3 separate regions of the Homo sapiens genome follow, and regions 2 and 3 are each linked to region 1. A link is a loop called in an ENCODE intact Hi-C map of the cell type or tissue named here. Cell type or tissue: dorsolateral prefrontal cortex. All regions are shown on one strand. Links, peaks and the distances in the headings refer to the core of each region. The heading gives the core; the rest is flanking DNA.

The links. A loop is a pair of places that touch in the nucleus more often than their neighbours do. Peaks named below come from ENCODE experiments on the same cell type or tissue, not always from the same donor. Only the 100,000 strongest peaks of a DNase experiment are listed, where the experiment ranks them.
Region 2: a loop joins it to region 1, with 5 times the contacts of the local background. A loop is called at or near these places in 9 of 110 quality-filtered maps.
Region 3: it touches region 1 in a loop (2.4-fold over the local background); 5 of 110 quality-filtered maps call a loop at or near these places.

Annotation. Positions count from the first base shown.
Region 1 is chr19:29,524,455-29,535,510 of GRCh38, reverse strand. VSTM2B (V-set and transmembrane domain containing 2B) reads right to left here and starts at 9,517. Exons shown (of 5, transcript NM_001146339.2): 1 at 8,846-9,517; 2 at 8,116-8,300; 3 at 7,049-7,078; 4 at 5,221-5,692. The coding sequence starts at 8,927. It overlaps LOC124904683 (a long non-coding RNA gene), which reads left to right and starts at 6,231. Exons shown (of 2, transcript XR_007067215.1): 1 at 6,231-6,470. VSTM2B-DT (VSTM2B divergent transcript) reads left to right here and starts at 9,761. Exons shown (of 10, transcript NR_040029.2): 1 at 9,761-10,087. RefSeq lists an enhancer at 637-1,137. In dorsolateral prefrontal cortex, for the core only: no CTCF peak of the experiment used is centred there; a DNase peak (open chromatin) is centred at 5,070; H3K4me3 peaks cover 927 bases; H3K27ac peaks cover 2,340 bases; H3K27me3 peaks cover 1,084 bases.
Region 2 is chr19:28,732,641-28,743,696 of GRCh38, reverse strand. No RefSeq gene overlaps it. Among named protein-coding and RNA genes, the nearest start is that of ERVE-5, 130 kb to the right of the region's middle. In dorsolateral prefrontal cortex, for the core only: CTCF peaks have their summits at 6,277 and 6,488 (motif pointing left); no DNase peak of the experiment used is centred there; H3K4me3 peaks cover 449 bases; H3K27ac peaks cover 735 bases.
Region 3 is chr19:29,689,042-29,698,126 of GRCh38, reverse strand. No RefSeq gene overlaps it. Among named protein-coding and RNA genes, the nearest start is that of C19orf12, 22 kb to the left of the region's middle. RefSeq lists enhancers at 3,059-3,118, 6,873-6,932, 6,851-7,145, 6,740-7,291, 7,292-7,844 and a silencer at 6,864-7,061. In dorsolateral prefrontal cortex, for the core only: CTCF peaks have their summits at 3,159 and 3,358 (motif pointing left); a DNase peak (open chromatin) is centred at 3,366; H3K27ac peaks cover 1,660 bases.

The DNA.
Region 1 (11,056 bases), core at 3,938-6,437:
TGTGGGCACCCAGCAGCAGCTTGCCACATCCAGCCGGCTCTCTGTGGGGGCCATGGTGCCTTTCCTTGGAGCCAGAGCCCTGAGGCTAATTAGAGGTTCACACGCCACTGCTCTGATCCCAACGTCCCTGCAGAGGGGAACCTCTGGCCAACACACCAGCCATTCAGTTGCAAACTGGATTCTTTTGAGGCCGCGCTAGACTTTACTGCGGTGCCTTTTCCATTTAGAAGTGTTAGTCTGGAAGATACTCTGCTTGGTCTCTCTCTCTCTTTTCTAGAAATGGCAACCAGCAACAAAGTGTTCACGAAAAATGGGTCAGCATTCAGATTAATTAGGAGCCAGATTTATGAACACAGCTAAGACGGGGCCCAGCCTCCTGCGCCTGCTCTGCTCTGCTAATGCAGTCCATGTTTATTTTTAAGCACAAATACCAAAATGTCTCTTGACAAATGAGACGTGAAATGAATGAGTTTTTGCACATCAACTTTTAGTGCAAATATGTATTTGGGTGTATTAGGTACACATGTGGCATGGGAAGGGCTTTCTTGCCTGGCTGTGCGGTAGCTAATGGATGAGGGCTGGAGGAAGTCCCCCCTCTCTCCTTCGTGGCATTACCAAAGTGGCTCACTTAAAAAATAGGGACTTTTTTTCTGACTTCCTTCCAGGAACGATCGCTTAATGGGGGACTATTTGGGGAGATGTACTGGGACCGCCCCTGCTGTTGCCAATCTGAAATGGCCAGTGTCCTGAGCCTCTTTCTTTTCTTTTCTTTCTTTCTTTCTTTTTTTTTTTTTGAGACAGAGTTTCAGTCTTGTTGCCCACGCTGGAGTGCAATGGCGCGATCTCGGCTCACTTCAAACTCCGCCTCCCAGGTTCAAGTTATTATCCTGCCTCAGCCTCCCAAGTATCTGGGATTACAGGTGCCTGCCACCACACCCAGCTAATTTTTTGTGTTTTTAGTAGAGACAGGATCTCATCATGTTGGCCAGGCTGGTCTCAAACTTCCGTCCTCAGGTGATCCACCCGCCTCGGCCTTCCAAAGTGCTGTGATTACAGGCGTGAGCCACTGTGCCTGGCCATGAGCCTCTTCAGTGCCCCCAGGTCCTCAGCCCACCCTTCTCCACTCTGCTGTGAGCCCCTGAGGGCTGACCTCTACAGCCTGCACCACCTGGGTGCCCCTGCCTTCAGGTTCCAGGAGGGTTTGGCCAAAGGGAGGCCCAGACAGGGAATGGAGGGCAGGAGGAGTGAGATCCTTGCTGGGTGACTGTGGGTTGGCTGTGTGCCTCCCCTCCTACTCTCTGGGTGCTACCAGCTGCCCCCAGACCTTTAGGCTAGGTCTGCTGATGGCTCCCACTGATGCCAGCCCCGGGGACCTGCATCAATCCTTTGTTGGCTGCCCTAACCCTGTCCACACCTTGGTACATACGCTCTTTCCATCCCCCCCAGTGACCCTGTTTGAATGTTCCATGTGCCTCTGCCAGCACCCTGGTTGATATCCTCTGCAAACACTCTTGACTATTAACCAAGAGGCAGCGGTCCTTTCTGGACCCCTCCCCATCAAGCTGCCTAGAATTGAGTGGCTGGGAGGCAAGGCCCAAGGTCGTCTGCCCCGAGCTCCCTCTGCAGCTCAGGCTGCTGTGGTTCCGAGCAAAGCAGCTGGCTTGCTGCCTCTCAGGGCGCTCAGCAGTACCTGGTGCCAGCAGCTGAGCTCGGGGCACTGGCTGGTGATGCAGCCCTACAGAAAGGTTACTAATGCCCATCCTCCAAAACACAGTCTGCAGGCTTCACATTGACAGCACACAGCCTGGGTGGCCTTGGGTGACCGGGGTGAGGTGGGACACAAGACTGAGCATGGTTCCCTCCTTGGCATCAAGGCTGTTCGGATGTGTTTGTGAATGACAGGTCTGCCATCCATTTTCCGTGCCCAGAGTGGGACATAGAGTGCCTGGAGCAGAACCACTCTCAAGAGAGCTTCACCTGGAGAGTGAGGGACACAGGTTTTCTGACCTCCCAGCTGAAGGCCCACCTTCTGGGCACCCCAAAGGAGACTTGGAGAGAGACTGGAGGTTCTTTCTGAGATGTGTCTACACAGTTCCTGGCCAGTTCAGGAGCTGGCAAGGGTTAGGGGGTGACAGAGACCTCAGAGGCCACTGTACTTCTATCCCAGGGGTGCTGCTGTCAGCCCCGCTGGGATCCAGGCAAGCTGTGCTTTCTAGATGGCAGTGGACATCAGCCCCTCCAGGGAAGGCAGAGTGACCCACATGGGCATTAACATATGGCCCCGTGGCTGGTGGGTGCCCAAGGTCCTATCTGCTGGGATGGCACTGGGCACTGTGCCATCAGCATTGAGTTGACCTGAGGACCTCCATATCTTCTGGGAAGAAGGGCACTGACTGGCCCACCTTCCCTGGATGAGATGTCCTGGAGCATCTTCACTCTCTCATTCAGCCTCCATGGCCAGCACCGAGACTGGAGATCAGACTGGCTATGGCAGGCAGTCAGGTCATCTGTGGCTGGGCCTGGGACTCAGGCTGAAGGCCAAGGGAAGAGGGAGATTCAAGCAGGAGTGCGCTCATGACCTTGGTCTCATTATCATTTTGTGAGCACAACCAAGTCCACTCTCAAAGATCTATTTCACATGGTCTTGACCGGTCTTTAACCAACTGCTGGTTCCACTTGGCATTCAAGGCCCTCCATAGCCTGGCTTCCAACTGCCAACCTTTTAGCTTTATCTGCCCATCCTCTCCTCTCCAGCTAGTGCAGCTAATGACCAGGGTGATAATAATGAACATATATGTGCAGCAATTTCCATACCAAGCTCCCTCTGAGGTCAGAGAGATTATCCTGTTCATTTTACAGATGACTCAGAGATGGTAAGTCACTTGCCTAAAATCACACAGCCAGTAAGTGGTGGAAGCACAACCTACATCGGAACTTCTGCCTTTCAAATCCTCCAGGAATATCCTAGAGGTACGTCCCAGCCTGTAATGCACACATTTCCTTGCTGGGGCCCAAGGGGAGGGGGAAGAAGGATGTTCTCTTCACCAACAAGCATCAGTTAAGCCAATGGCTCTGTAAGTCAATAGGAACTCTCCCTGAGCACTGCCTGTATGCTGAACAGAGATGGCTAACTCCTCGAAGAGTCACGCTCCCCTTGCACTGTGAAGAGATGAGGCCCGAAAGCAGCCGCCACACCAAGGACTACATTTCCCAGCGGGCCCTACATCCATGTTGGACCATGTGACTGAGTTCTGGCCGATGGAAGAGGGTAGAAGTAATATTTACCACTTCTAGACCTAGCCCTTAAAAAACGCCTTGCCATTTTTCTAAACCAGCTTTTCTCTGAGAGAGTTAAGCGCTGCCAGAAAGATTTGAGTGGCTGTTTTCTCAGTCTCCCAAGAATGATACATACTTAGGGCCGTCCTAAATGCATATGAAACAAGTTGATTCATCATACACAATGCATGCCTGAGAGTATTAGGGCTTAATTCTCTTAGGGCAGTGAGCTGACAAGGGCTGCTTCTGTCTCTCCTCACTGGTCTGCTGGCTCTATGTCATGCCCAGAGTGACTTTGGAAGCCTCCTGCTGAGGCTGGTACTCTCAGCCTGGGTCCCTGGATGACTGCATGGAACAGAGCCGCCACATGCCCTGGGGCACTCCAGGGCAGGACTTGATATGAACGAGGAATATTAAATTTGAATTGTGTCAAGCCACTGGCCTTTTGGGGTTTATTTGTCACAGCACCTAGTGATATCTTAGTGCAGAGGGTGGAAAGTTCCCAGCTGGGCTGTGGAGGCTCTTTGCAGGTCCCTACCTTCCCCAGTAGCCTGAGGGACAGTCTTGTGGGCTCCTGTGTGGCATCCAAGACGGATGAGGCCTTCGGATCAAGCCAATAGCCTGAGACGCACTGAGGCGGCTGCTACAGTGGGTAGAGCTAAATGAGAGACAGAACTGAACTGATGTGCCAGGCAGACTGCAGGCTCAACTGTCGGAGGGCTTGAGAGTTAGCCAGGGAGGCAGGATGAGATGGTGACACTAAGGACATGAAGACCTGCCCCAGCGGATTCTGCAGGTAGTCCAGGAGCCTGCAGGAAGACCACCCTTTGAGAACTACCACTGTAGGGGTGTGACAATGTGCTCCATCACATCTAGGAAGTTTCACATGCACCTGTACCCAAAGCCAGGCTCCCAGGGCCATGTGGCCAGGAGAGATGCTCCCTGTGGGACTCTGCATCAAACAAGACTGAGGAGAGGGGCCAAGGGAGGGAGCAACCTGCTCACAGTCAGGCACTGGGGTGGGCTCTGAGGCCCAGCTTGGAGCAGGGGGAGAGAGTGGGGGATGCCTTGGGAGGAGGGGCACACTGGGCAAGCCTTTCTACCCTCCATAACCGCCCCCCACCGCCCCCACCCCTGCCTCTGCCAATGGCTCCTACCGCCCCAGAGCTGCCTACCAGGGGGTAGTCAAGCCATCATTTTCTCCTCCTTCTGCCTTCTCACATCCCGCCCCCCATCCCCAATCCCTTCTCCCAGCCTCTCAGCTCCCTAAGAAAGCAAGCCTTCCCCTCTGGGTGCCTTCCTAACAGTGGCTTAGGGCTCAGTCCTTACTGCCCCCACCCCAAAGCCAAAGGGAGAGGATCTGCGATTTACAGCAGAGTGCAGAGCTGCTGCCTAGGGCCATCCTGCATTTAGCCAAAGAGGGCGTAGGTTACACAGCCAGGCCCCTCCACACCCTTGGACAAAGTCTGTTCAATCGAGCACACAAAATAGAAACCAACGCAACTCAAGTTTTAACCGCCTCCCGCTCTCCAGCAGGTGCCAGTGCCCCCATCTGGGGATAGCTCATTTCCACCACCGGTGGTGGCTGAGTACTGGCCCCTTGCCACCATCGGAGCTCAGCCCTCAGGGTCCAGTTCTCCAAACCCAAAAGAGGTCGCCTCCCCACACTACAGCCTCCAGCGTACCCTGAGGTAGCTGGCAGGGCAGCCCCCTCCTCCATTCATAAATGCACATCAGAAATGCTTCCAGAGGCCAGGAGTAAAGACAGAGAAACCGCGGGAAGAAGGCCCTGGGGGGGGCGCTCCCGACCTAACTAGGAAGGAGTATGCATATGCAAATGCGCCCAGGGGGCGGGTCCTGGGTCCGGAGCCCCCCGGGGCGTCCCGGCGCAGCCCTAGCCCTGCGCCATCCCCGCGCGTGCGCCCCCTCTCCGCGATCCCTTACCCGAGCCGTGCCTCTGGCGCAGCAGGACCGCCTGTCCCGATGGCGGCGACGCTGACGAGGCAGCAGCAGCTGCCGCGACTGTGGTGGTGGGCGTGTGGGCCGCCGAGGCTGCCGCGGCCTCGGGGACTGCGGGATCGATGGCGGCGGGAGGGCTCCCGGGCGGCGGGCTCTTGTCGCCGCGGCCGGGCTCGGAGGTGGTACGGCTCGCGGCGCCCGCGTTGTTGGCGTTGGCGGCGCTGGCTGGGCCGTGGCGACGCGGGCCGCTGCTCTGGATGTGGGACACGGCCTCGGCGGCCTGCATGTTGGGCGGCGCGAAGCGCGAGAGCACGCGCAGCATCGCCTGGGCCTTGTGCTCCTGCGTGTCGTCGTCGCTGTAGTCCGACACGCGGCACTCGTACACGCCCTCGTCCTGCAGCCGCACGGCAGACAGCCGAAGCCGGTGTGAGATGTCATTGCCCTGGACGCGTACGGTCTGCAAGAGAGCAGGGTTAGAGGCCGGGCTGGGCAGCTCCCAAACCTACTCTTCTGGCCACCCTGGCCGTCGCGCCCCCTCATCCGCGCACCCCAACACTTCCCGGATCCTGGTTTGCCCACCATCACGATCCGGCTTCCCTTTCACCCGCGTCTACCCAGTGGCATAGGGCTTCCAACTCTGCGTGGACGCCAGGCAGCCAGCTCTTTGGACTGTGTCCCCACGTCCCCATCACGTTAACCAAACGCCCACCTTGCATCTGCCCCGCCCATACAAACCAACACTGCTTGTCTTCCCGTAGCTGGCGCTTCAGAAGGGCAGAGTCCACCTCTCCTTCCTCCCTCCTGCACCTTCAGGAAACCCCAGGCTGGATTCCTTGTTCCTTAACTTCCCCACGTCTTTCCCGCCCCGACGCGCTCCAACCGACAGTCCCGCCCCAGCCGGCCCTCCTCACCTCCCGGAGCACGGAGGGCCTGCCCGAATCGCTTCCTAAGGAAAGCCACCCTGTCACCGGACCCCGCCCTTTACAGCTAACACTGTGCTTTCTTAAGAAGGCAAGCAACGCTGAGGCTGCTGCCTGGCTCCCTGGCCACCTGCTACCAACCCGCCTTTCCGCGGGATCTCCAGAAGCCCCCCAGCGAAGTGCTCCTCCCCTGCGCCCCGGTGGGGACTTCGGGAAGTACTGCTCTACGGCTCTCAACAAACACCCAGGGAGCCCTCACCTCTGAACCGAGCCCACGAGGAGGCTTCGTCATCTCCAGGCCTTTCTACGCTCCAGGTGGGAAGCTTGGGCGCATCTCCTCCCAGAGTTAGCAACCCCATGACCCGGGCCCCTCGCAGCCTGGCACAACCACCCCCTACCCCGTCCCCTGCAAGCCTGCAACACCCCGCACCCAGACCCGCAATCCAGGCGGAGGATAAAGGGTTGCAGCGGAGGGCGCAGAGCAGATGCTCAGGGCGGGGCAGAGGGGGCGGGAAGCTGGCGCCACGGTCGCGGCGAGGGCGAGCAGCCGCGCGCTCCCGGTGCTAGGAGGAATGCCCGCAGAGCGGAGGCTGGCAGGCGCGAGAGGCCCTAAGCGCGCAGTCCGACCAAGGGGAGTTTTACAGGTCAGCGCCGAGCCGAATTAGGGGACTCAAGCCTTGGACCCTTGATTTACACAAAAGAGAACCCGACCCTGCAACCGGCGACAGATGGCGCCCGGACACGCCGAGCAGCCACCGATGCAAGGCTGCGATCGCTGCCCTACTTGCGCGGCCCCACATGCGCGGCCGCCGCGGCTTGCTAAGGGAGGGAGCTGCGGGACCCGAGGCGGCCAGAAGGGGTCTCCCGCGGCCCGCGCTGGGCTCCACACTTACGCTGATTTTAGTTGCATCCTTATTTGTTACCTAAAATGCAAAGAGGGAGAGAGAGACGTGAGGCTCGCGGCCTTCTGGCTAGGGGAACTCGGATCCGCCTTTAGGCAAGGGCACCCTCCTCCGGCAGGCTAGGACCGAAACCGCCCGGGGGATGGGGGTTGAGGGCACAAAGGACGTCCGGCTTTCCAAGAGTTTCCCAGGAGGAAGCGGGCTTTGGAGCTAGCATGGTGCCTGACCAACGGGTGGCTGCCCTGGTGCACACCTGCCGGCTGAACTGGGGAGACTGGATGGACACCAGGGTGGGAAGGAAAGCCCCTCTCCTTCCCTCTGGGCATCCTTAGGCCCTGCCGCGTGGCTCAAAATCCTCCCCCAGCTCACTGGGAGCCGTGAAGAACTGGAGGGAGGGCCGCTGTGTCTGGACAGCACCCAGCGGGAGGCTCAGTGGGAGTAACTCTGGGTGGGACCCTGGGAGAATGTAGGTGTGTGTAGGTGTAGGTGTGTGTGTAGGTGTGTGTGCACGCGAGCACACTAGAGTGTGTAAGAGAGTGTGGGTTTTGAGGCAGACAGGCAGCGTGGGCCTGTTTTCGGCCACAGAGAAGTGGCCCCTCTGTGCCCCTGAGGGCTGGAGGTCCTGCCGGCTTTCCGGTACTCGGTTTTCTGGTGGCCTCTGGAACGCAGCCGTGGGAGCCCTGGGGTCCTCAAAGTGGCAGAGGGCGGGGAGAGCCTGATGGGACCAAGGGGGCTTCCTTCACTACCCAGCACCCATCAGAGGGCCGCAGCCAGCGAGCACGAGCAAGCGACCAGGCTGAGGTGTGGCTCTTTAGGGGCTGGGCGTGAATGGAGTTCTGGGAGGTGGTGGGAACAGCGATGCTGTCAAAATAATTGACAGGTTTGGGGGTAACCACTGCTGACTTTGAAGATGCTTTGGGATGCGAAGGTGGAAGATGGGCTGCGCCACAGGGCGGCGCCCTGCGCGAGTGAAGCCCGCTGCTTCCCTCCCTGGGTTAGCCTTCGCCGCCCCGGGCGCGAGCCGGGCGCGCGCCGGTACCGCGTGGGCGGCGGGTTACCTTGCTCCGGGCGCCCGGCACGCTGAGCGCCAGCTCGTGCAGCAGCTCCCGGGGTGGCTCCTTGAGGTACCACCACTGAATCTCCAGCGAATACGAGGTGGCTCCGCTGGCCCGGAACGCGCAGGGCATTTCGATGTCGTCTCCCTCCCGTACTGTCACATCTTTGGGGACTTCTGTGAATGCAGCTGGGGGTGGGGAGAGAGAGAGAGGCGTGACCAGCTGTAGGTCGGGGGCCTGGGGCAACCTAAAGCGAGGCAGTCGGTCTCTGGCTGGCTGGCCTTGTGCCCCCCACCCCGCAGCTGCTCCCTGGCGCACGGCCGGAGGGGCTAGCAAAGTTCGGGGAAGCGGCTGCAGGGCCGAGGCAGGGACCGGCCATCGGCTGCCTACTGCTTCCCTCCGGATGGGGCGGGGCGGCAGGGGCGACTCGTGCTTCTCCCCCGCCCCTGGCCGCACCGCCAGAGCCTGGCTGGGGCGCGCCTACTCCCGCTCCCCGCAGGCATCCTTTCCGCAGCCGGGGCCCCGGCGGGACTGGGAACGACTCGGGCGCGGCGCTGCTGCTGCGGCGACCCTTCGCCGCTCGCCTCTCCCTACCCCTCCGGGCCCAGGCTGCACAGCGGGATTGCTGGAGACCGCGAAGCTTCCCGGTTCGTTCTCTTTCTTCTTCTTCTCGGTGGCGGCCCCAGCAAAGACCCCCCCGAGTCCACAGCGGCAGCAAAGTTCCCGCGCTCACCGTCGGCCACGAAGAGCAGCAGGGCATGCAGCAGCAGAGGCGGCAGGTATCCGAGGGCACCGAGCCGGTTCCGCTGTTCCATCTCCCGCGGGGGGCGCGGTGGCGGCGGGGGCCCGGGAGCGGAGAGGCGGCGGCCGCGTGGGCTCGGATCGGCTCCGGCTCGGGCTAGGACGCCTCCGAGCCTGCCATGGCCCCGCGCGGCGCCCCCTCCCCTGGCCGCCGGCGGCCGCCAATCAGCCCCGCTCCCTCGCCGGCTTGCCCGGTGCGGCTCCGGCGGGGGGCGCTGCGCGGGGTGTGCAGGAGACGCGGTCCCACCGGGAGGCTGCTGGCGATCGGTCAGTGCCTCTCTCTGTCCGGTCGTCCACAGGACGGTGGGGATCCGCGGTTCAGTCTCTGCCCGGCGGGCCGGGCAGGGGCTGGGCCGCGCCGGGACCCATCCCTGGCCGAGGGAGTGCGTGCCACGGAGCCGCGAGCTTCTGCCTCCCTGTCTCCTTCTGGTTCTGCTCCCGATTGCCACCTCCTTCGGCTCCCGCAGCCGCCCCCGCCGGTTCCTCCGCGGCTCTTTCCGCAGGGCGAGTGGGCGCTCAGCCGCGGCGCGCAGACCTGGCGTCCGACCCAGCGCAGCGCGGGGAGAGCGGGTCCGGCGTGGCGGACCCGGAGCCGGAGAGAGGCGGGGAGAGGGGGAGGGGAGGGGAAGGGAGGGGGCGGTCAGTGGCTGGGCGCCAAGCCGCCTCCACCGCTGCATCGCCCCCGCCCTCCCCTCTCCTGCCACAGCCCGCCCCGCCCCCGCCCCAGAGCGCTCCCCCTCTCTCCTCGGGGGTCGCTCGGAGGGACCACCGTCTTTCTGGTTGGAGTACAGCCCCGCCCCGCACCCGCTTGGGTTGGGAGTCCTCCCACCCAAACTCTCCCTGGCTTCTTCCCAGTCTGCACGGCTCGAGACGGCCGCTCATCCCTGCTCCCCGTGTGTCCCTCGGTCCTCTCTGCAGCTCCCAGCCCTCAACTCCTTACCCCAGTTTGGGCAACCAGCTGCCCCGCTGTTTGGCCCAGGCCTGGGCCATGACGGATGGGTGGGCGCCCGGGGCCGCGAGAAGGGCGGAACGCTGTGCCCAGCCGGAGACTACGCTGGGTGGCGGCGGCAGCGCCGGGAGTCTGCAGTGCGCGAGGGAGAAGTGAGCGCACAGCGCCCAGCGAGCAGGTGCCTGCGGCGCGGAGAGCGCACACGCTAGCCAGCCCGCAGCGGCCGTGAGTGACGGCAGGGGCGGCGGGGGTGGGGTGGGGTGGGGAGCGCCGGGCACGACTCAGGGCCCGGGAGGTTTCCGGGAGGGGGCGGGGTTCCTGCCCCTGGATCGCGGGTCCCTGTGTCTCCACGCGCTCTTCGCCGGTCGTGGCCCCTTCTTTGCCCGGTGCAAAGCGAGATGCCGAGGCGGCAGGAAGCCGGAACCCATCCCCCGCCTGCTCTGGCGTACTCGGCATCCCGGTACCTCCCCCAGCCTTCACCCGGAGTCTGCTCCCTCCCCAGCCATCTGAGGGAGCGCGGTCTGGTCCCCGAAGGCAAATGCGGGGTGGACATGTGGTTCGGACGCAGCGCGTAGTCATAGTCATAGGGGCGAGTCCTAAGGCTCGCCTTGGGTCTCTCCTATCTCCTTCCCCCGGGAGTCCCCAGCTAGTGCGTTTCGGCACCTCTGCCCCTACCCCGGCCCCTACGCCTCAGCTCTGACCTCAGGTTGGGGTGGGGCAGCCCGGTGGATTCACGTGCCTGCTTCCCCGGCTACCAGCCTCCCGGAGGCACCGCCAGAGGATTCCCTGGGAGCCAAGGAGAAGGAAACCCAGAGGGAAAACACTCTCCAGCAGCCACCCTGGTCCAGGCGGCCAGCGCAGCACAGCTCAGAGGGGAGGAGCTGCAGGCCCTCTCCAAGGCTGTCCTCGCCAGCGGGTGCCCGGGGCCAGCCCTTCTTGCCTCCAGTGCCTGCCTTTCAGTTTCCTCGTCTATGGCCCAGGAGTCACTCCCACCCCCTGGCTCACTGTGGCTCATCTATCAAGCCCTTGTTTTCTAAGGTCTCCTGCTGGGGGCAAAGGGAAGAAGGGGGTCCTATAGGACTTTCCTCCTTTCCCTCAAGTTCCTCTCTAGGGGCTCCACAGAGGCAGTTGCCAGCTCCTTCTGTCATGGCAGGAGCTTTTCCTAGGAAATCCCATGTGCCCTTAGAAACCACT
Region 2 (11,056 bases), core at 5,075-7,574, 790 kb after region 1:
TGTAGGAATCATACGATTTTGAAGCACATACTAATAAGACATTTATATAAATATAACCCAAAGAAAGTTAAACACCTTCGTATATTTGACAATGCTTCCTGTATGATTTTATTATACCAAATAAGACAAATATGTCTTTGCTGGACTTCTAAAAAGTTAGTTTAAGGCCAAAAGACTGAATTTAGAATTTGATTTTGGAGCATTTGTCAAATAACAAAGGTTTAAAACACTTAAAATTGCAAAATGGCATTATATGTTACTGAAAATAAGTTATTCAGTTAGCCAAAGTGATAACTCAAAAATTTCAAAAAGGCAGAAACTTTTACTCTTAACATAGAAGAGACTCAGGTTCCCAAATAATAAGGTCTAATAAAGACACCATGAGGCCAGCTGGGTCTGTCTCTCTCTCTCCCCCTTCTTGTTTTTTTTTTTCTTTTTTTTTTTTTTTTGTAGTTTACTCAAAGGGCAAACAAAAACATTTTACTATTTCTTAATATTACACAAACGTTTTGTTCAAAAGAGAAAACTAAAAATTAAAATTTACCTTCATATAATGTATTACTAATATTTAAGCTAATATAAATAAGCCTTATGAACAAATCTAATTTTAGTCAGCTTGATAAGATATAATTTCCATAAATCTTTTATAAGCTTTTTTTTTTTTTTTTTTTTTTAAGTTAAGGAGCAGATTAATGCCTCAAGGAAACCTTGCTATTCCAACACAGGGACCTATATGCTGACCTTGCATCAATGTGCTTTTGATAAAAATGTTTAATTTACAGAGAAACTCTGAACTAATTTTGTCTCTCAAAATAAGCCCCTATAATCTTACATGCCCACCTCTTTCATAGTAGTCCCTGGGCTGAGAGAGATTGAATAAGTTTAATTTCTGGCCCTGTGTCTCACAAATGCATTTTAAATGTTCAAGATTTAACAGGAATTGGTGCCTTTTCAAGACCCAGGAGTCAAAGTCCTGTAACTTAACAGCACAAGGATTTTAAAATCAATACAGAATGTTATATAGGTGTAAAAGCCTTAATTTTTCTTTAAATCTCAGTTTTCCTAAGCAAATAAAAAATTTAATAATGATGACGTAGGAATTATCTCAATAAAACATAAGATCTGTTTCTTAGGCCAGTTACCAAAGTCGAAGGAAGACCCTCTGCAGTGATGGCTTCCACTTATGAGAAGCCTATTCAGATCACCTGGAATTCAAACCTGATGGAAAGAATACTCAAATTACTCCCAGTCATGAGTTAAGTTTTCCTGTTCATGAAACAATTTAGATATATTAAGAAAAAACAAGAGTGCAGAATCAAGTTATACTGGAGGAAACCACTGCCTTTGAGACCTTTAAGATAAAATATTTTTGCATCAGGCCTCAACAGCATTTAGAGTTATAGGGGGAAAAAAGTTACAAACACTGATGAAAAAGTTACAAAGAGAAAGTTATCCTCTCAGGCCTTCTCAAGAGGATAGAAAGCTGAAAGCAGCAAGACACAACAAAAGTTGAACTTCTCTGAGTTAAAAATCAAAACTTCTTATAATATTAAGAGCGTATTGATACCTTAAGGTCTAACACAGGGGACCAAAACTTGGAAAGAGTGCTATAAGTCATTTCAAAATTCTTCTTTTATTCAATAATAACACACTTTTTGGCTTCTTTTTTTCTTCAACTTTTATTTTAGGTTCAGGGGATACGTGTGCAGGTTTGTTACGTGGGTAAATTGCATGTCACTGAGGTTTGGGGTATGAATAATACCATCACCTAGTTAGTGAGCATAGCACCTGATAGGTAGTTTTTAAAACTTTGCCCCCCATCTAACCCTCTCTCCTCTTGTAGCAACCAGCGTCTGTTGTTCCCATCTTTATGTCCATGTGTACTCAATGTTCAGATCCCACTTATATGTGAAAACATGTGGTATTTGGTTTTCTCTTTCTACACTGTTTCACTAAGGATAATGGCCTCCAGTGGCAAAGGATATAATTTCATTATTTTCTATGGTGTGTAGTATTGCATGGTATATATTTACCATATTTTCTTTATCCAGTCCACTATTAATGGGCACCTTGGTTGATTCCCTGTCTCTGCTATGGTGAATGCTGGTGTGGGCATGCATTCTGGTAGAACAGTGTATGTTGCTCTGGGCATATACCCAACAAGGACATTGCTGGGTTGACTGGATAAAATTATCTAGTTTTTTTAAGAACAGAGACATAAAAGAAGTGAGGCCATCCCTGAAGAACACTAACATTTATGAGTCTGGTAGGCTCTGAGCTTTTCTTACTTTTTCTTTTTAAAAATACTTTTTTTTAGAGCAAATTTAAGTGGAGAGTACAGATAGTTCCCTTGTATTAATACATCCTCCGCAGCCTCCCTCATTATCAACATTGTCTGCCGGAGTGGTACGTTTGTTACAACTGAGTCTACATTGCCACATCATTATCACCTAAAGTTTATAATTTATATTAGGGTTCGGTCTTGATGTTGTACATTCTATAGGTTTTGACAAAGGTATACTGTAATTATATGTATCCAGTATTATAGCATCATACAAAAAATTTCACTACTCTAAAAATCCTCTCTACTCTGCCTATTCATCCCACTCTCTGCCCGTAACTCTCAGCAACCACTGATCTTTTTACTGTCTCCATAGTTTTGCCTTTTCCAGAATGACATGTAGTTGGAATTATACAGTATGCACACTCCATGATTCTACATATATGAAACCTAGTAAAGACAAATTTATAATGATAGCAGATCAATGTTTACCAGGGGCTGGAAACAGGGGTTTTAGGAGAAGGCGGTTGACTGGGAAGTGACACAAGGGACTCTTTTGGGATGATGAAAATATTTTATATCTTTGTTGTGGTGATGATTGTACAATTGTATATGTTTGTTGAAACTTTTAAAGTGTACACTTAAAGTGACTGCATTTTATTTATGTAAATTATAAGAATAAAGTTGATGTTAAAAAATAATAGAGATTTCCGCTCACTTTGCATTGTTTCCTCCAGTTGTAACATTTGAAAACTATAGTATAATATAGTATACATTAATATATACTATACTATAGTATATATATAATATACTATAATACAGTATAGCAGATACTATGTTGTGGCATAGTGTTATGCTGCCAAGGATACAGAGAAACTGGATCACTCCAACATTGCTGCTGGAAGTGTAAAATGGTACAACTACACTGAAAAGTAGTTTGTCACTTTCTTAACAAATAAAACCTGTAACTACCATGTGACCCACAACTGTTCTCCTGGGCATTTATCCCTGAGAAATGAAAATTATGCTCATTATACACTATAATATAGTATAATATAGTATCTATTATACCAGGATATTGACATTGATATAATCTACTGACCTTAATCCAATTTCCCTAATTTTGCTGTGCTCATTGTGTGTGTGGATTAAGTATTATATTATTTTAGAATCTGTATAAGTTCATGTCTTCAACACCACAGTTCAGATACTGGTCAGTTCCAGTATCACGAGGATCCCTTATGTTGTAATTTCATAAACACACCCTCCTTCTTTTTCTTCTTATCTACTCCCACCTCTTCCTCCCACTCTGGCTACCACTAATTACTCTTCTATTTCTAAAATTTTGTCATTTCAAAAATGTTATATAAATGGAATTATACAGTATGTAACCTTTTAGAAATGGCTTTTTTGCTCAGCAAAATTCACTGGAGAGTCGCCCAGTTTCTTATGTATAGCAATAGTTTGCTCTTCTTAATTGCTGAATATGGTGTGATGGTCAGTTTTAAGTGTCAATATGATTAAGCCATAGTACCCAGTTATTTAATTAAACACTAATATAGGTGTTGCTGTGAAGGTATTTTGTAGACATGGTTAACATCTATAATGAGTTGATTTTAAGTAAAAGATATTACTCTCAATAATGTCATGGGCCTCATATAAATAGTTGAAGGCCTTAATAGAAAAGACTAGTTTTCCAAAGAAAAAGAAATTTTGCCTCAAGACTTCAGCATCCACTCCTACCTGAGTTTTCAGTCTGCCTGTTTGGTCTACAAAGTTTAAAAATGCCAGCTCCTACAATTGTGTGAGCCAATTTCTAAAAATTTCCCCCTTCTCTCTCTCTCTCTCCCCCCACCCCCTCTATATATAATCTTTTTTTAAAATTTTATTATTATTATACTTTAAGTTTTAGGGTACATGTGCACAATGTGCAGGTTAGTTACATATGTATACATGTGCCATGCTGTTGTGCTGCACCCATTAACTCGTCATTTAGCATTAGGTATATCTCCTAAAGCTATCCCTCCCACCTCCCCCCACCCCACAACAGTCCCCAGAGTGTGATGTTCCCCTTCCTGTGTCCATGTGTTCTCATTGTTCAATTCCCACCTATGAGTGAGAATATGTGGTGTTCAGTTTTTGTTCTTGCGATAGTTTACTGAGAGTGATGATTTCCAATTTCATCTATGTCCCTACGAAGGACATGAACTCATCATGTTTTATGGCTGCATAGTATTCCATGGTGTATATGTGCCACATTTTCTTAATCCAGTCTATCATTGTTGGACATTTGGGTTGGTTCCAAGTCTTTGCTATTGTGAATAGTGCCGCAATAAACATACGTGTGCATGTGTCTTTATAGCAGCATGATTTATAGTCCTTTGGGTATATACCCAGTAAAGGGATGGCTGGGTCAAATGGTGTTTCTAGTTCTAGATCCCTGAGGAATCGCCACACTGACTTCCACAATGGTTGAACTAGTTTACAGTCCCACCAACATAATCTTATATTAATTCTCTTTCTCTGGAGAAGTCTAATTTATACACATGGCTTGAAGGCATCACAATTTGTCTGACAGTTCACCTATTGAAGGACGTCTGGGTTGTTTCCAGTTTAGGGCTATTATGACTAATGTTGCTATAAACATTAGTGTACAGGTGATTGTATAAACACAATTTTCATTTCTCAGGGATAAATGCCCAGGAATACAGTTATGTGTCTTATGGTACTTACATGTTTCATTTTTTTTAGAAAGCACCAAACTATTTTCCAGAGTGTTTGTACCATTTTACATTTCACCAGCAATGTTTGAGTAATCCAGTTTCTCTGTATCGCAGCATTATGCTACTTCTGCTAATTTTTATTCTAATCATTCTGATATGTGTGTAGTAATACCTCATTATGGTTTTAGTTATTTATTTGTTTGAGATAGAATCTCGCTGTGTCATCAAGGCTGGAGTGCAGTGGTGCGATCTCCGCTCACTGCAACCTCCGCCTCCCGGGTTCAAGTGATTCTCCTGCCTGAGCCTCCTGAGTAGCTGGGATTACAGGCGTGCACCACAATGCGCGGCTAATTTTTTCGTATTTTTATTAGAGATGGGGTTTCCCCCTTGTTGGCCAGGCTGGTCTTGTACTCCTGACCTCAGGTGATTCAGCAGCCTCAGCCTCCCAAAGTGCTGGGATTACAGGCGTGAGCCATCAGGTTTCATTTGTCATTTCCCTTATGTTAATGAAGTTGAACATTTTTCATGTACTTATTTGGCATCCTTATATCCTCTTCAGTGAAATGTCTATTTATGTTTTTTGCCTATTTGTCTTTCATTGTTTGTTGTTTTCAGAGTTCTGTGAGTGCTTTATATACTTTAGATAGTTGTCTTTGAGGGGTCACCGCTCTGGCTTGTCTGAACTCCATGTCTCCCATCCCTGTGTGAGTTGTGGTCATCGTTTAACTCTTGGCTCAGCCCATGCAGTTTCACCCTAGTAACATGTGGCTCAGTATTCAGAATCAGACTAGAGTGGCAACCTTCTAAACATTTCTCAAGCTCTTTTTGAAATCAGCTCTTTCTCTTGGTTCTTCTTTTTAAAAATTCCAGCCACTACTGTCTCTCCAAACTGATCTCTCTTTCCCTAACTCGGTGAGATGCTGTGCTCTGTTGAAACTCCCCCTTCCAGTTCTGCAGTCCAGAGGCGCCTGCAGGCAGAAAGCCAGGGGGATTACAGTACTCACAACTTTTGTTTGTCTTCTCTTAGGGATCACAGCCCTGCCGTGATCATTGTTTAAAAACTGTTGTTTCATATATTTTGTCTGGTTTTCTAGTTCCTTATAGTGGGAAGGTAAATTTAACTTCAGTTCCTCATCATAGCTAGAAGCAGACACACTGACCTGTGTTCTCTCCATAGGCCTGATAAAAACATAAACACTGGGTCGTGCAGGGCAGGACTTGGACTGAGAGGGCAGATCACTGGGCATTGGCACTTCTCTTCTTAACTTTCTTCAGAATTTTTCAGTTGTATCCTAGACTAGTTTCCTAGGATACATACATTCAGACATATGGAATTGAACACTTGACCTGCTTGTACAGGCTTGCAAAGACTAGAATATGAACATTAGTTTTACATGATGTGTACATACAAATTTTATATATAGTACTTTACAAAGTGTGCAAGATTTATTTTATTTTGAAAGTTTAAGCTGCCCTCTAGTGGAAAATACATGCCAAGATTTGGGCCTGGCTTTTCTTTGGTTTCGTTTTCATTATGGGAAGCCCTAGATACTCAAATCAGTAGCAGTGAGCTAGTATCTCTTCTCTCCCTGAAGCCGATGGGAGTTGTGGGCTACCTTTCTTTCTTATGGAAGGTGCTCAGGCCCACCCTGGGCCCATGTGGAGCTCTATACAGCTGCAGATAGAGAGACAAGCCTTACCCCAATGGGACCCCTCCTACAATCAGGGGCCCTCTTTCCCTTTCTCTGCTGTTCAGAATATGTGCTGTCTGTCTGGTCCATATTTGCTCTCTGAAATTGATTCACATGAATGTCCAATAATGACTTACAGTAGTACTTGTCTCCTAGGGAATCAAAGCCCTTAGCCACGCTGTTAGTTACCACCCGAAAGGCTGTTCCTGTTCTTAGGGAAGCTGTTGAGATATTTGCAGGCGGAAGAGGGTCACCAATACAATCAGCCTTCACTGACCCTGACTCGGGTAATGATGTCAATGTTGAATCTGCTTCCTGGAAGCATCTGGGCAGAAGCAGCCAGCATGGCCCCAGCCCTGGCTGCTAGACTCTAAACCCAAGTTATTCGGCTAATGACATTGTATTGTTATATATAAAAAGAACCATAGGCAAACCACTATCTGAAAGGTCCACTAGGGGTTAGAGACCATGTTGGTGATGAAAAGAGAATGCAAAGGAAGGAAGGAAGGAAGGGAAAACAAGCAGTAAATTAGAGAATCCGGTAATGATGAAGATGGCAGATGAGAGGCTTTCCGCATGCCACAGCCACAGGGAAATAGAAAAATAGTGCTTAAAGATCAACTCTGTGAATTTTCACTCAAGAAGGAAGACAGGAATTCACCAGACTAGTGAAGGACACACCAGACTCTGGGGAGGGAAAGACGCACAAGCAGCTTCCATGACAGCATTTGGCTGACCAGTGAGTAAAGCCCTTGTCTGCAAGGGTGGCAGCCTGTCTCCCTCTGTGTCTCATCCTTCTGCTAGGGGTCTGTGCAACCCAGGCCAAGACAGAGCACCCCTTTTTTCTCAAGCCCCGGAGCTAGCTTGGGGGAGGCTGAGAGATGGAGGGAGGGAAGACACTGGGAAAAGCTGCTGGCATTTTCCCAGACTTGGGACCGAGAGGATGATACTATTTTTAATCTGGGCTCATACCAAGGCAGTCATTGTGTGGCAACCTGGCAATAATGTCTTCTGCAGACATTTTAGTCTCAGGCCAGAGAGTAGACCATTTGCCCTGGAGCAGGGGAAGGGCCCCCACAGCCAGAATTGAGTGGTGAGTGTGGATACCACTCCAGGAGCAGGCAGTTAAATTAGACTCTCTTGTTACAGGGGGCTGCCGCAGGAGAAGTGCTGAAGAAGAGGTTTCTCCTTAGCAGGAGGACTTGCAGCCAAGGACAGCTTTATGATCTGGAACCAGTCAGTGTGTATCCTTGCTGGGTGCCCCAGTTTGCTCCCTTGATCAGCTGGCAAAGTGTGACCCACCAACTTTGAGGAGTGGAAGGGAGGCACCCTCCCCCTTACCTGCCCCGCACACCTGCGCTGGAGACCTAACCCTTGGTGAGGACAGCCTTTAAGGGAAGTAAGAACACAGCCTGTCAAAGCTTCCCTTGGGTCAAAGGAAATGGAAGCGCAGTGCCAACCACTGGAGGGGGTAACACCAAAGCCTACAAACAAACTTGGAGAGGAGGTCGTCTAATTGCCCCTGTTTCTCCTCAGTGCCTTGCTGTGGATGCAGCCATAGATCTTCCTGTTGGGTCCCGGGAAGCGTGGGCTGAAAGAGGCACTTCTCGAGCTTCTCAAGGGCCTCTACTTCTGCTGAAGAACAGCAGTGCTGGGGGAGGGTGCTCTCGTATGTCTCTATTGCCTCCACCCCTGCTGAGGGTGAGCACAGGCAAAGTGAGACCCTCCTGCTGGCTCTTGCCCTGAAGTGCCATCGACTTGACTGCAGTCTGAATTATAGCACCAAATGAAAACACATTGCTACACCAAGCAGTTTCCTAGAAAGCCACCATATGAATCTGTCTGCAACCAAGGAACCCAGGCCCTCTGATAGCTCTCAGACATAAAGCCAATTGATCATACACAACATAAACCACAGTCAAATTCTCAAAGGAAAAAACAATAAGAAATCAAAATGCCCCATCCAAATGGTAGCACATTTGAAAAATAAAGTGTCAACTTTCTCAGATGAGAAGAAATCAGCACAATAACTCCAGTAATACAAAAAGCCAGAGTGTTTTGTCACCTCCAAAGTATCTTACTAGCTCCCAAGAAGTGGATTCTAACCAAAAAGAAATGTCTGAAATGACAGAAATATAATTCAGAGTGTGAGTGGCAAAGAAACTCAACAAGATCTAAGAGAAAGTTGAAATCCAACACAAAGGAAACAGAAAAGTGATTCAGGATTTGAAAGACAACATAATTATGTTATGAAATAAACAGAACTTTTGGAATTGAAAATTTTAAAAATTCACTACAGGAACTTCAAAATACACTGAAAACCTTAGCAACAGGATAGACCAAGCAGATGAAAGAATCTCAGAGTTCAAAGATTGGTTCTTTGAATCAACCCCAACAAAAATAAAGACAAAAAATGTTTAATGAACAAAGCTTTTGAGAAACATGAGATTATGTAAAGCAATAAAAATCTAAGACATATTGGCACTCTTGAGAGAGAAGAAGAGAAAGTAAGCAGCTTGGAGAATATATTTGAGAATATAATTCAGGGAAGTTTCCCCAACTTTTCTGTAGAGGTCAACCTGCAGATATAAGAAATCCAGAGAACTCCTGCAAGATAACTATAAAAGACACCTATCCCCAAGGCGCGTAGTCAGACTATCCAAGGTCAGTGTGAAAGAAAAAAATCTTAAAGTCAGCTAAAGAAAAGGGTCATGTTAACTATGAGGGGAAACCCAGCAGATGAACAGCAGACTTCTCAGCAAAAACCTTGCAAGCCAGAATAGATTGAGGCCCATATTTAGCATCCTTAAAGAAAAGAAATGCCAGCCAAGAATTTTATATGCTGACAAACTAAGCTTCATAAAGCAGAAGTAAAGTCTTTCCCAGAAAAACAATAGCTGAGGGAATCTATCACCACCAGACCAGGCCTACAAGAGATGCTTAATGAAGTTCTAAACATGGAAATAAACTCACTACCAAACAAACAAGAACAACAAACAAACAAAAACAACTACTCACCAAAAAAAGCCCTGGACTACAGCTGAATTCTACCAGACACATAAAAAACAGCTAGTACCAATCCCACTGAAACTATTCAAACAAAATTGAAGAGGAGGGATTCTTTCCTAAAACATTCCATGAAACCAGTATCATCCTGATATCAAAATCTGGCAAAGACACAACCGAAAAATAAAATTACAGGCCAATATCCCTGATGAACATACATTCAAAAGTCCCCAACAGAATACTAGCAAACTAAATTTAGCAGCACATCAGAAACTTAGTTCACACATGATCAGATGGGCTTTACTTCTGGAATGCAAAGTTAGTTTAATGTATGCAAATTAATAAATGTGATTCAACTTATAAACAGAATTAAAAACAAAAACTATAGAATTATCTAATAGATGCAGAAAAAGCATTCGATAAAATCCAGCATTTGTTCATGATAAAAACCCTCAAATAACTAGTCATAAAAGGAACGTGCATCAAAATAATAAGAGCCATCTATGATAAAGCAACAGCCAACATCATATTGAATGGCCAAAAGCTGGGCCATTTCCCCTAGGAACTGGAACACAACAAGGATATTCAGTTTCACCACTTTTATTCAACACAGTACTGGATGTCCTAGCCAGAGCAATAAGGAAAGAGCAAGAAGTAAAAGGCATTAAAATAGGAAAAGAAGTAGTCATGTTTTCTCTCTTTACTGATTATATAATCCTGCACCTAAAAAAGCCCAAAGACTCCACCAAAAGCCCAAAGACTCTAGACCCAATAAATGACTTCAGTAAAGTTTCAGGACACAAAATCAACATACAAACATCAGTAACATATCTCTACACTAATAATGTTCAAGCCGATTACCAAGTAAAGACTGAAATCTTATTTACAATAGCCACACACAAAAAAATACCTAGTAATATATCTAACCAAGAAGGTGAAAGAGCTCTGCAAGGAGAATTACAAAACATTGCTGAAAGAAAGCATAAATGACACAAACAAATGGAAAACATTCCATACTCATGGATTGGAAAAGTGGATATCATTAAAATAGCCATACTTCCCAAAGCAGCCTACATGGTTGCAAAAAAAAAAAAAGAGAGAGAACATTTATCCACTGTTGGTAGGAATGTTTGGCCACTTTGGGAAACAGTTTAGAGATTTCTCAAAGGACTAAATATAAAACAATCATTCAACCCAGCAGTCCTATTATTGGGTATATACCTAAAGGAAAAGAAATCATTCTACCTAAAAGACAACTGCACTCGTATGTTCATTGCAGCACTGTTCACAATAGGAAAGACATGGAATCAACCTAGGTGCCTATCAGTAGTGGACTGGATAAAGAAAATGTACTG
Region 3 (9,085 bases), core at 2,029-4,528, 160 kb before region 1:
TCCAGGTGGTGGCATGTCCAGGTGGCAGGGTGGCAGGGTGTCTGGGTGGTGGGACAGCAGGGTGTCTGCGTGTCCAGGTGACAGAGTGTCTGGGTGGTGGGATGGCAGGGTGTTTGGGTGTCTGTGTGTCTGGGTGATAGGGTATCCTGGTGGTGGGGTCTGTGGGTGGAGGGGTCTCCAGGTGTCCACGTGGCAGGGTGTCTGGGTGGAGGGTTTTCCAGGTGGTGGGGTAACTGGGTGTCTTGGTGTCTGGGGAACAGGGTATCTGGGTATCCAAGTGGCAGGGTGTCTAGGTGGTGGGGTGGCTGAGTGCCCAGGTGTCCAAGTGGCTGAGTGGCAGGGTGTCCAGGTGTCTGGGTGGTGGGGTGTCCGGCTATCTTGGTGTCAAGTGTCTGTGTGTCTTGGTGTCAGGTGTCTGGGTGTCCGGGTGTCCAGGTTTCTGGGTGTCAGGTTTCTCGGTGTCTGGGTGGTGAGGTGTCTGAGTGTCCGGGTGTCTGGGTGTCCGGGTGTCCAGGTGTCCAGGTGGTGGGGTGTCTGGGTGTCTGAGTGGCAGGGTGTCTGGGTGGCAGAGGGTCTGGGTGTTTGGGTGTCCAGGTGTCCAGGTGGTGGGTTGTCCAGGTGTCCAGGTAGTGGAGTGTCTGGGTGTCTGGGGGTTGGGGTGTCTGGGTATTGGAGTGGCAGGGTATCTGGATGGTGGGGTGGCTGAGTATCCAGGTGTCCAAGTGACTGAGTGGCAGGGTGTTCAGGTGGCAGGATGTCTGGGTGTCCGGGTGGTGGGGTGTCAGGTTTCTGGGTATCAGGTGTCTGGATGTCTGGGTGTCTGAGTGTCTGGGTGTCTGAGTGTCCGGGTGTCTGGGTGTCGGGTGTCTGGGTATCCGGGTGTCTGGCTGTCAGGTTTCTGGGTGTCTGGGTGTCGGGTGTCTGGGTATCTGGGTGTCTGGGTGTCAGGTTTCTGGGTGTCTGGGTATCCGGGTGTCTGGGTGTCAGGTTTCTGGGTGTCTGGGTATCTGAGTGTCTGGGTGTCTGAGTGTTGGGTGTCCAGGTGTCTGGGTGTCTGGTGTCAGGTGCCTGGGTGTCCGAGTGTCACTTGGATACCTGGATACTCAGCCACCCCACCATCCAGACACCCTGCCACTCGAATATCCAGACACCCCAACCCCCAGACACCCAGACACTCCACTACCTGGACACCTGGACAACCCACCACCTGGACACCTGGATACCCAAACACCCAGACCCTCTGCCACCCAGACACCCTGCCACTCAGACACCCAGACACCCCACCACCTGGACACCTGGACACCCAGACACCCAGACACTGAGACACCTCACCACCCAGACACCCAGACAGCTGACACCCAGACACCTGGACACCCAGACACCCAGACACCTGACACCGAGACACCCAGACACTTGATACCAAGACACCCGGACATCCCACCAGGTGTCTGGGTGTCAGGTGTCTGGGGGTCCAGGTGTCAGGTGTCTGGGTGTCAGGTGTCTGGGTGTCAGCTGTCTGGGTGTCTGGGTGTCTGGATGTCAGGTGGCTGGGTGTCTGGGTATCTAGTGTTTGGGTGTCTGGGTGTCCAGGTTTCTTGGTGTCAGGTGTCTGGGTGTCCAAGTGTCCAGGTGTCAGGTGTCTGGGTGTCAGGTGTCTGGGTGTCAGGTGTCAGGTGTCTGCATGTCTGGGTATCTGGGTGTCCAGGTGTCTGGATGTCAGGTTGTCTGGGTGTCCAGGTATCAGGTGTCTGGGTGTCTGGGTGTCTGGTGTTTGAGTGTCTGGGTGTCTGGTGTTTGAGTGTCTGGGTGTCTGAGTGTCTGGGTGTCCAGGTGCCTGAGTGTCAGGTGTCTGGGTGTCAGGCATCTGGGTGTCAGGTGTCTGGGTGTCAGATGTCTGGGTGTCTGGGTATCTGGGTGTCTGGGTGTCTGTGTGTCTGGAGGTCAGGTGTCTGGGTGTCCGAGTGTCTGGGTATCTGGGTGTCGAGTATCTTGGTGTCATGTGTCAGGTGTCTGGGTGTCCAGGTATTCGGGTGTCTGGGTGTCAGGTATCAGGTGTCTGGGTGTCAGGTGTCGGGTGTCTGGGTGTCTGGGTGTCCAGATGTCAGGGTGTCAGTTGTCTGGGTGTCTGGGTGTCAGGTGTCAGGTGTCTGGGTGTCTGGGCATCTGGGTGTCTGGGTGTCTGGGTGTCTGGATGTCAGGTGTCTGGGTGTCCAGGTGTCAGACGTCTGGGTATCTGGGTGTCCGGTGTTTGGGTTTCCAGGTATCTGGGTGTATGGGTGTCTGAGTGTCAGGTGTCTGAGTGTCCAGGTGTCCAGGTGTCTGGGTGTCAGGTGTCTGAGTGTCTGGGTATCTGACTGTCTGGGTGCCAGGTGTCTGGGTGTCTGGGTGCCAGGTGTCTGGGTGTCCAAGTATCTGGGTGTCAGGTGTCTGGGTGTCTGTGTGTCTGGGTGTCAGGTGTCCGGGTGTCAGATGTCTGGGTGTCAGGTTTCTAGGTGTTGGGTGTCCAGGTGTTTAGCTGTCAAGTTTTTGGGTGTATGGGTATGTGGGTGTCTGGGTGTCCCCAGGTGCCTGGGTGTCAGGTGTCTGGGTGTCCAGGTGTCTGGGTGTCTGGGTGTCAGGTGTCTAGTGTCAGGTTTCTGGGTGTTGAGTGTCCAGGTGTCTGGGTGTCAGGTGTCTGGGTGTCTGAGTGTCAGGTGTCTAGGTGTCTGGGTGTCAGGCGTCTCAGTGTCTGGGTGTCAGGTGTCTCGGTGTCCGGGTGTCCAGGTGTCCGGGTGTCAGGTGTCTGGGTGTCAGGTGTCCGGGTGTCTGGATGTCTGGGTGTCAGGTGTCTGGGTGTCAGGTGTCTCAGTATCTGGGTGTCAGGTGTCTGGGTGTCCGGGTATCTGGGTATCAGGTGTCTGGGTGATCGGGTGTCCAGGTGTCCGGGTGTCAGGTAGTCTGGGTGTCCGGGTGTCAGGTGTCCAGGTGTCTGGGTGTCAGGTGTCTGTGTGTTAGGTGTCTGGGTGTTCGGTGTCTGGGTGGCGGAGTGGCAGGATTTCTGGGCAGCAGGGCTGGCCCTTCCAGTGGGGCCTGGCCCAGGGAGAGCTGCGGGCTGCCGGTGGGCGAGGCAGCACTAAGGAAGACGCCTGGGTACAGGGACCCAGTCATCATTGGAATAAACCATCTGCTCTGGGCCAGCTATTAACCTGCTTCAGTGTTGCCGTTCCCAGGCAGATGGTACGTTTTAGCTGGATGACTGCTTTGTGTCTCTGGGCTGAGATGTCTGGCTGGAGGGATGCAGGCCTGGCTGTTGTGTGCAGAGCCAGGAGGCCACAGGGCTGGGGACACAGCCTGGCACCTGTGGTGGGAGGCGCCCTCTGGTGGGCCAGCCAGGCAAGGCCTTCCTCCTCCTCTCCCCAGGTCCCGGCCAGGCCAGGCCAGGCCCAGACAGTGGCTCTCAGAGGATGCTGTTTTGTAACTTCCCCAGGGGGAGGGTGCGGAGGCTGCCCTGAGGTTTTCATAAGCTGTGGACAGGACACCAGCCGCATCTCCTGCAACCTTTTTTGCATGTAAAACAGAATGTCTCTCAATCCCAACAACGAACATATGGGAATTAAGAAATGCAGGACTCATCTAAGCCATGCAGAAGAGGGCATTGCCTGATGTGCCTTCAGTTGGCTGGAGGAGAGAAATGGCTTTATTGGCTGGAGGAGAGAAATGGCTTTATTAGCTGGAGGAGGCCTCTAGGACCATGATGACAGCCACAGGTCAGCAGGCCAAGCTCGGGCCTGGCCAGCCGTGTCGCAGCCTTGGCGTCAGCTGTGGGTGCCCCCAAGTCCTGGCATAGGAGGGAGCTGAGAGGTGTTTTTCTAAGCCATGGATGTGGTGGCTGTTTATTTTATTTTTCTGGGTTTTAAGAGAAGGACTTTACTCATTCTTGTTAGCAAGTAAGCAAATGCAAATATAATATCCAGGAGATATCTGTTATATACCATGTTAATTAGTAAAAATAAATACAAATGATCAAACCCACAGCTGGCAGGGCTGAGGGAAAACGGTATACACATACGTCCACACACGCACGTGCATACACACACACACACGTACATGCAGAAGGCGATACATAGCAATGCAGTCTTTTGGGAGAGTGATTTGATGAAAAGGAAAATCACAGGAACTATAAAATCATATATACCTCCCAGCCAACCAATTTCACTTCAGGGAAAACATTCCAATAAAATAATTCAAGTGGAAAACAATAAAGATATTCATAGCACTGCTGTTTATAATAGCAGGAAAAAAAAAAGGGAAAGAATTCCAATTCTGACCAAAAAGGAAATAGTTAGACTATGTATGTGAACAAGAGGCTGGAATCCTAATAGTCAAGTGTAACAAACAGAGAACAGGGCTGGGCACGTGACATTCTGTGGATGTATCCCCCCACCATGCCACACACACACGTTTATTTACCTTACCACAAATTCATGCTTCAGTGCTTGGAGGAAATAAGAAAGAGGGCTTGCAGGCTGGGCGCAGTGGCTCACATCTGTAATGCCAGCACTTTGGTAGGCTGAAGCGGGCAGATCACCTGAGGTCAGGAGTTCGAGACCAGCCTGGCCAACATGGCGAAACCCCATCTCTACTAAAAATACAAAAATTAGCTGGGCGTGGTGGTGGGCACCTGTAATCCCAGCTACTTGGGAGGCTGAGGCAGGAGAATTGCTTGAACCCAGGAGGCAGAGGTTGCAGTGAACCGAGGTCACACCACTTCACTCCACCCTGGGCGACAGAGCAAGACTCCATCTCAAAAAAAAAGAAAAAAGAGGGATTGCAGATGGTGCTGTGATCCTAGTGGTTCTCCCACCCGATGAAGGCATGGCTCAGAGGGAACAGACAGGCAGGCATGGGCGTCTCATGCCTGAGTTCTAGTGTTTAAAATGTGAGTTATTTATGTATCCCTAAACCAAACAAGAGCCAGCCTGATCAGATTTTTGGACAGCCAGCCAGGTCCTCATCTCCCTGGGGCTGCCTCTGGGGACCGTTAAAGGCCATCACTCAGGAAGAGTGCTCACAGCCCACCTTGGATCTTGCCGTCCTTAGAGAAGTGGTCCCACCACAACATTCAGTTCCAAAGCACCATCCCAGATCCTGAGACCCATGAGAGCTTGATCTGATGTGCTTGTTCCCACTGACCAAGGCAGGAGGGCCGGCTGTGCTGGGGGCTGTTTTGGGTTCTTCTATGTCAGCGCTATCCAACATGAATAGAATACAAGCCAAACGTGAGTTTTACCATGGGCAGGTGTATACAAACCTACCCCAACATCTGAGGAAGCTGAGAGGCCAAAGAAAGAGGCTGGCATATCTAGTTCCTTAGAAAGAATCATTCAGTAGGGACTTACGGACAGAAGCCATGTCTGTGTCTTGGCAGTGGCAAGACAAGATGGTGGACCCCGCGCCATCACCCCCAAGACCCAGGACTTGTATACCAGAGGGGAGGGTGGTTCAGAAGGGATGTGTAGACAGTTGAAGTAGGATAACATCAAGGTTGTTTGACCTAAGGATTTATGGTAAGTACCTGCAATCATACAAGAAATGATAGAGAAATTGGGATCTTAGAGGCCTTCCTGGAATGGGGGTTCATCAGAAGCCAACTTGGCAGATTAGTATCCAAGATGGAGCTTCTTTGGCCTCCAAAGTGAGTCACGTGTAACTTGAGATTTTCTCATAACCCACACTTTTAAAAAGTAGGAACAAACAGAAGAAATTAATTTAATAATATGTTTTTTAACCTGATATCCAACCTATTATCATTTCAACATGTAATCAATATAAAAGATTATTGAGATGATTTCCATTTTTTTCATATTAAGCCTTCGAAACGTGTTGTCTATTTTACACTTGCTAGCACATCTCAATTCTGACTAGTCACATGTGGCCAGTGGCTAGCATATTGGGAATCACAACTCTATAAAATACACAATAGAAAGTATAAAAATGAAAGATTTCTTTTTTCTTTTCCACTCAGGTTGCCGGTGATACAGACACTCCTTTCAGAGCCAGGAACCACTCTTTTTTTCTGTCTCTCCTCTGTTCTGAAATTTAGCATCTGGGCTTGTTTGATATCCTTGTTAGAGGTCAAGAGCAGGTTGGGAGGTGCTGTAGACTGAATTGTGTCCCCCTTAAAATTCCTGTGTTGAAGCCCTAACCCCCAGAGTGATGGTGTTTGGAGATGGGACCTTAGGAAGGTGATATGGTTTGGCTCTGTGTCCCCATCCAAATTTCATCTTGTAGCTCCTATAATTCCCACGTGTTGTGGGAGGGACCTGGTGGGAAATAATTGAATCATGGGCGGGGGGATCATCCCTGTGCTGTTTTTGTGATAGTGAATAAGTCTCACGAGATCAGATTTTTTTTTTTTTTTTGACGGAGTTTCACTCTTGTTGCCCAGGCTGGAGTGCAATGGTCTGATCTTGACTCACTGCTACCTCTGCCTCCTGGGTTCAAGTGATTCTCCTGCCTCAGCCTCCCGAGTAGCTGTGATTACAGGTGCCTACCACCACGCCCAGCTAATTTTTCTTTTTTGTATTTTTAGGAGAGATGGGATTTCACCATGTTGGCCAGGCTGGTCTCAAACTCCTGGCCTCAGGTAATCCGCCCGTCTCGGCCTCTAAAAGTGGTTGGATTACAGGCATGAGCCACCGTGCCCAGCCAATCTGATGGTTTTAAAAATGGGAATTTCCCTGCACAGGGTCTCTTTATTTGCCTGCTGCCATCCACATAAAATGTGACTTGCTCCTCTTTGTCTTGCCCCATGATTGTGAGGCCTCCCTAGCCATGTGGAACTGCAAGTGCATTAAACCTCTTTCTTTTGTAAATTACCCAGTCTCAGGTATGTCTTTATTAGCAGTGTGAAAGCGGACTTGATGCAGGAGGTAAGGGGGTTTAGATATGGCCATGAGGGTGGGGCCTTCATCCTGGGATTAGTGTCCTCATAAGAAGAGACACCAGAGGGCTCTGTTGCTCTTTCTCCTCCATGTGATGACTCAGCAAGAAGGTGGCCGTCTGTAAGCCAGGAAGAGAGCCCTCCCCAGAACCCAACCATGCTGGCTCCCAGATCTTGGACTTCTAGCCTCCTGAACTGTGAGAAAATAAATTTAAGCTGCCCAATCAATGACATTTTGTCATGGCAGCCCAAGCTGACAGGTTGGGAGTTGGGAGAGTTGAGGGCTTACTGGTGGCTTCCCTAATCTGTGCTCTCTAACCAGACCTAAGGCAGGGGCATTTCCCCCTCCCTTGAGATGTCAAATAGACCTGGTGTGTGGGTGAGACCACCTACCTGAGTGACTCCAAGCATCGCCAGTGAGAGGGTCACTTACTGCAGCCACTGGGCACCAGCCTTGTCCTGCCCCAGGAACAGGCAGCCCTGCTGTGGAGGCCTTGGATGATGGCATCCCCAAGTTCCTATCCCCTCTCCCTCCAACTGCCTCATCAGATATGGCTGAAGAAAAACACCTGACCACATTGACTGCTCTCACTTTTTTTTTTTTTTGAGATGGAGTCTCGTCTGTCACCCAGGCTGGATTTCAGTGGAGTGATCTCAGCTCACTGCAACCTCCACCTCCCAGGTTCAAGCGATTCTCCTGCCTTAGCCTCCCAAGTATCTGGGATTACAGGCATCTGCCACCACGCCCAGCTAATTTTTTAATTTTTATTTTTGTATTTTTAGTAGAGATGGGGTTTCACCATGTTGGCCAGGCTGGTCTTGAACTCCTGACCTCATGTGATCCCCCCGCCTCGGGCCTCCCAAAGTCCTGAGATTACAGGCATGAGCCACTGTGCCTGGCCTTTTTTTTTTTTTTTAAACAGAGTCTCGCTCTGTTGCCCAGGCTGGAGTGCAGTGGCAAGATCTCGGCTCATTGCAACCTCTGCCTCCTGAGTTCAAGCGGTTCTCCTGCCTCAGCTTCCCTACTAGCTGGGATTACAGGTGCCCGCCACCACGCCCAACTAATTTTTGTATTTTTGGTAGAGACAGGGTTTCACCACGTTTGCCAGGCTGGTCTTGAACTCCTCATCTCAGATGATCTACCCACCTCGGCCTCCCAAAGTGCTGAGATTACATGTGTGAGCCACCATGCCTGGGCTTCTCTCACCTTCAATTCTTCATCACTAAGCTCAGAGGGGGCTGCCATGTTGCTGGCAATTATCCCAGGAAAATACGGGATAATTGCCAGCAACATGGCAGCCCCCTCTGAGTTCATTTCCTCTCCCTCTAACCTCTTCTCTCTTGGGCTCCCAACCCTTCCTCTCCTGTTCTTTCTCTCCAGTGGTGACCTTGCTTCCCATTTCCCTAGGAAAAATGAAGCCTCCAGAAGAGAATGCCCACCATCTCCACCTGCACTCAGGCAACCATCTTTCTTCCTGTTACTGTGAACTGACCTTGCTTTAAGGCCACCTCCTCCACTGGACACCAGGTCCACCCCCTCTCCCATCAGGGGATGCCACTCTAGTCATTCTCCTCTTCCTCTCTGTGTCACTGATTCCCCCTCTCCACAGCCTCCACAGGTTCATTAGCATGAACACGCACATTTGTTCTCCAATATTAAAAACAACCAAAATGTCAATGAGTATTAGGACAATTTTGTTGGGGAATAATTGTCTTTTCAACCAGTAGTGCTAGGACTACTGCATGACTACATGCAAAATAATGAAGTCTACTGCCTACCTTATACCATGTAAAAAAATTATGTCAAAGCCAGGTGCAGTGGCTCACACCTGTAATCCCAGCATTTTGGGACCCAAAGTTGGGAGGATCACTTGAGGCCAAGAGTACAAGACCAGCCTGGGCAACATAGTGAGACCCTGACTCTACAAAAAATAGAAAAATTAGCCAGGTGTGGTGGCATGCACCTGTAGTCCCAGCTACTTGGGTGGCTGAGGTGACAGGATTGCTTGAATCCAGCAATCCTCCTTTTTTTCCTGTTAGAAAAAAAAAATTAAGTCTAAACAGACATAAATGTAACAACTAAAACTATAAAACCCTTAGATGAAAACATAGGAATAACTCTTTATGACCTTGGATTAGGCAGTGGTTTCTTAGATATGACAT